Linked DNA regions of Homo sapiens: region 2 is linked to region 1. Evidence: chromatin loops called from intact Hi-C (ENCODE). Cell type or tissue: OCI-LY7. All regions are shown on one strand.

Region 1 (2,500 bases):
AAATGTCCATCCCTTTTTCTATAGTTCATGACCATTTTTCCCATTTAGTGGGTGTGGGAATGGACCAGTAAACAGATGGTATTTGGTACTGGAGAGGGAGAGTCTAATGACAGGTAGCCTTTCTTCTGGGGGCTAGAAATCTGAAGCCACAGATGTGCATTCTTCCTAGTTGCTTGCTATCCTGGGAGAGTACTAGGATTTTTTTTTTTTTTTTTTTTTTTGAGACGGAGTTTCGCTTTTGTTGCCCAAGCTGGAGTGCAATGGCACGATCTTGGCTCACTGCAACCTCTGCCTCCCGGATTCAAGCTATACTCCTGCCTCAGCCTCCTGAGTAGCTGGGATTACAGGCATGCGCCACTATGCCAGGCTAATTTTTGTATTTTTATTAGAGATGGGGTTTCTCCATGATGATGAGGCTGGTCTCGAACTCCCGACCTCAGGTGATCCGCCTGCCTTGGCCTCCCAAAGTGCTGGGATTACAGGTGTGAGCCACTGCGCCTGGCCTACCTGGATCTTTTGAGCGAATGGTTTTATGTGTGCATTTGTTTTTAATAATATCCAGACTGTTCCGAAAGGAAAGATGATTTATCTAGTGTCTATTTCCCAGGACCAGGATCTTAGGCTCTGAGAATCTGTCCATACTCATTCCCAGATGCCTCCAGGAAGTGGAGAATAGATGGCCATAAAGCAGAATCAACTACTAGGTGTTACTGTCTTGAGCTCAGGTGTCAGCTCTCCTCTGGGGGCTGTTGAGAGTTGCAGGGTCAGGTGTGGGCAGAGCATCTCCCTGCATCCTGGGCATAGGAGGTGACATCAGCTTATCCTCTTGACCCTAGGCCTCCTCTCTCTGCAGTGCCTCTCTCATCCCTGCAATCCAGACAGCACATGCAGCAGCTCAAGTAAGTGCCACCTCTGGGTAAGGTGCTCCCTCTCCTGGTAGGCATATGGGTTGAGTTAGAGGTGAAGCAGGTGGGCTGAGGTAGACAGAGGGATAGAGCAAGTGTTAGCAAGAAACGTCCCTGGATGTAGTCAAGCAGTAAGTATGCATGGGGTACCTTGAGCACCAGCATTTATAACTTATCTTCATGTCTTCTGTCTACCAGGTTATCTGATCACACAGAACAGGCCTGCCAGTTGGGCAGCTGCAGTCATGGTTTCTGCCACACGAGGGCGCTGCTGGCCAATTAAAACTCATGCCCCTTAGCAGACAGTTTGGGGATGAGGGCACCCTTTCTCCAAAACAGGGGTCAGAAACTCTGGGGCTCTCTGGGCCCCAGAGAGCATGGGCCCAAAAAGTGAGACAAATATTTGGTACCACTTGTTCTTCCTTGAAAATGGCCTGAGACCCCTAAACACTTTGCTCTAGTGGCCTGACATCTCAATGTGCTTCCAGCTGAACTTGGGAAGCCCCCTCTTTCCAGGCACTTAACACCTTGCACAGGTGCATCTCTCCCTTAAGGTGTAGCAGGTTCCAGCTGTATGCCCCGTTGTCCCCCTGCCTTAATGGCAGTCACTTTCCGACCCAGATGGTGGAGGTGCCTGTGGTTTTTAGGGGGAAAAAATCTCTTATAATTGTTCTAAGAAAAGTGTTTTGTTAGTGAGAAAGTGTTAGGGGTGACTGAAGCCTGGGAGAGTTAGTCTCCCCGTCACCTACTCCAGCACAAACCTATAGAATTCAAGATGGTCTAGTGGATGTTTGCAGCCTCAGTGGCTGGAATACACCCCAGGACATTCCAGGGCCCTGAGCCAAAAATGGTGTCAGAAAGCTGGATAGGAGTGTGGGCTGCTTTGGGCCATGAGCCTCATACCCACCCTGTATCAGGCAGTGTTTCTGCTAGGGGTGCCAAATGGCCCTGGGGCCTCTATGGGACTGAGGACTCCACAATTGACCCTCCATCTCCATGAAGCCCTTCCAGGCTGAACAGGCTAAGGGACATGACAGAGGTTCTCCTCCTCCTTCCTACCCCCATGCCTGAGGGCCCCTCCCCAGGAGGACAGCTTGATTAAACAGTCGGTGCTGCTGGAATTACTGCACAGCTGGCGCTCCCCCCAGCACCCCGAGCAGAGCAGCAGTGCAGATTAAAATCTCCAATTAGCGTTAAAGTGAAGTGAGGAGGTGCTGAGGCTGCCAAGGAGGCCAGACGGGGGCCCTGGGTTGGCAAAACCCCCACTCTTGCCTGGATTCTGAGTGTCACCCTTAGTCACCCCTACTTTCCCAGCTCCTCTCCCAACAGCTTTCAGTGCCCATTAGTTTTGTATCGCTTGGGGCCAGAGGGCTTTGCAGAGGGGTGGAAGGGGGCAAATGCCTTACCTAAAATGCTAGGGACACCGTAAGTATGGAGGAGGAGAGCGGTCAGTGCTCATCAAGGGAGATACCCTATTCACTGCCTGCCAGGCAGCCAGGCCAAGGTGACTTCACGCTACAGCTCTGCTTCTTCTTTTTGCTTGAAGAAAAGATAAACAGGACGGGTCCTTTCAGGTCCTTTACCTATGAAGTGCT
Region 2 (2,500 bases), 340 kb before region 1:
TAATGGGCTGATGGAAAAGGGCAAGACCTGAGTGGGAATGGCAGGTTGGCTATGGTGTCAGGGCCAGCAGACTCCTAGCTCTGCCTCTGGCGTCCTCATGCCATTCTGGGCAGGATGGGCAGGTGGGTAGCAGAAGGCAGGGAAGCCCACACTTAGAAATGTCCCAAGGAAGCCGGGCACAGTGGCTCACGCCTGTAATCCCAGCACTTTGGTAGGCCGAGGTGGACAGATCATCTGAGGTCGGGAGTTCGAGACCAGCCTGACCAACGTGAAGAAAACCCATCTTTACTAAAAATACAAAATAAGCTAGACATGGTGGCACATGCCTGTAATGCCAGCCACTTGGGAGGCTGAGGCAGGAGAATCGCTTGAACCGGGAGACAGAGATTGCAGTGAGCCGAGAGCCATTGCACTCCAGCCTGGGCAATAAGAGTGAAACTCCATCTCAAGAAAAAGAAAATGTCCAGAGGACCCCCCATCGTATGCCTCACAGCCTGGGATGAGAGGACACTGGCTTCTGGATCCCCCTGGCCACTGGAGCGGCCAGCGTGTTTCACCCATTAGCTCTTGCCCTTTGAAGTGGGGAAGCTGAGGCCTAGAAAGGGAAGGGTCTTGGCCAAGCTCCCAGCTTGGTGTGTGGGACACCTGCTTCCCAGGCCTGGCCCAGAGGAGGAGGGGTAGTGGAGACTGCCCACCCCCAACCCCTCCATGCAGTAGAGAGATGACAGGAAGGAGAAGCTGGGTGTGGTGGCTCACGCCTGTAATCCCAGCACTTTTGGAGGCCGAGCGGGAGAACTGCTTGAGTCCAGGAGTTTGAGACTAGCCTGGGCAACATGGCGAAAACCCATCTCTACAGAAAATACAAAAATTAGCCGGGCATGGTGGTGCACCCCTGTAGTCCCAGCTACTCAGGAGGCTGAGGTGGTAGGATCACCTGAACCCGAAAGGTGGAAGCTGCAGTGAGCCAAGATTGCACCACTGCACTCCAGCCTTGGTGACAGAGCCAGACCCTTCCCCCCAACCCCCAACCAAAAAAAAAAAAATGTCAGGAAGGAGAATGAGGTAACCCAATATGAGACCCTCCCAGGATTCCAGAGCCTGCAGCGCAGAAGCTGGTTTCCACCCTGGACCAGAAGATGGTGCTACTCGCTCACAGGTCAATGCAGGTGTCAGCTGCTGCCTCACTGGAGTTTTTTTTTGGTTTTGTTTTTGTCTGTTCTCGGGGGCGGGAGAAAGAGATGGGTTAGGAAGTTGTAGGAACCCACCTCTTGGAAGGCCTTGGGTTTCCCCACTTCTTTCCTAACCTCACCCCAGGCCTGAAGTTGGCCTCTTTCCACCATGGTCCTCCAACCTCTTCCCAGGCCAGTGCCTAGGAGGGATCCACTCCCACAGGAGCCCCAAGCAGAAAGAACCCCTAAAGTAACTGCTGGATCTTTTCCGGGTCCTGTAGCCTTGAGAAAATCTGATTAAAAGATGTGTCCTCTTGTTTCCTTACTTATGGAAAAAGAAAAAAGAAAAGATGTGTCCTGTCAGGCACATTGGCGTGAGCCTGTAGTCCCAGTTATTCTGGAGGCTGACTGGGAAGGGCTACGTGAGCCCAGGAGTTTGGGGCTGCAGTGAGCTATGACGGTGCCTGTGAATAGACACTGCATGCCAGCCTGGGCAACATAATAAGTCCCTGTCTCTAAAACAAAAATATCAAAAATAATTTGTTGGCTGGGCGCGGTGGCTCACGCTCGTAAACCCAGCACTTTGGGAGGCCGAGGCGGGTGTATAATTTGAGGTCAAGAGTTAGAGACCAGCCTGGTCAACATGGTGAAACCCTGGCTCTACTAAAAATACAAAAATTAGCCAGGCGTGGTGGCACGCGCCTGTAATTCCAGGTATTCGGGAGGCTGAGGCAGGAGAATCACTTGAACCCAGGAGGCAAAGGTTGCAGTGAGCCGAGATTGAGCCACTGCACTCCAGCCTGGGTGACAGAGAGAGACTCCATCTCAGGGGAAAAAAAAAAAATTGTAAAAAAAAATGTTTTTTCTTTCAAGAGCATACAAGTGTCCCTATCATATAATTCCACACCCTTTCAAGGAGCTCGTGACCCACACCCTTACCACGTAAAGAATCCCTGAGCAAACCCAATGCTTGATTTTCTAGAGGAGGAAACAGAGACCCAGAGGAGCCAGTGACTCTTCTGCTGTGCTCAGCAGTGCGGCAAACAGGCCGGGGGTGGGGGGGCTAGGCTGGCTACTGGCTGGTGGCAGACACAAGTGGGGTGTGCAGAACCTCAGTGCTGCACGAACACTGGCGCCTGACTCTGATTCCCAGGCTGCAGTCTCCCGACGTGGGAGGGTGTGATTCAGATTGGGGTGCAGCAGAGGCACTGAGCACAGCTGCTACTGCAGGGCTGTGAGCTGGAGAAGAGGGTACAGAGGGGCCTGGCCTCCTTCCAGTACTGCCTCTGAGGCTACGGCAGGGCTAACCTAGGCTGGCTTCCTGCAAAGCA

Evidence for each region. Peaks named below come from ENCODE experiments on the same cell type or tissue, not always from the same donor. Only the 100,000 strongest peaks of a DNase experiment are listed, where the experiment ranks them.
Region 2: it touches region 1 in a loop (7-fold over the local background); 6 of 110 quality-filtered maps call a loop at or near these places.

The regions. Positions count from the first base shown.
Region 1 is chr17:39,546,932-39,549,431 of GRCh38, forward strand. It overlaps a transcript of CDK12 not described here. Among named protein-coding and RNA genes, the nearest start is that of NEUROD2, 60 kb to the right of the region's middle. In OCI-LY7, a CTCF peak has its summit at 1,140 (motif pointing right); a DNase peak (open chromatin) is centred at 1,170.
Region 2 is chr17:39,206,011-39,208,510 of GRCh38, forward strand. No RefSeq gene overlaps it. Among named protein-coding and RNA genes, the nearest start is that of RPL19, 7.0 kb to the left of the region's middle. RefSeq lists an enhancer at 1,182-1,441. In OCI-LY7, a CTCF peak has its summit at 1,130 (motif pointing right); DNase peaks (open chromatin) are centred at 1,171, 2,221 and 2,461; H3K4me3 peaks cover 1,274 bases; H3K27ac peaks cover 1,399 bases.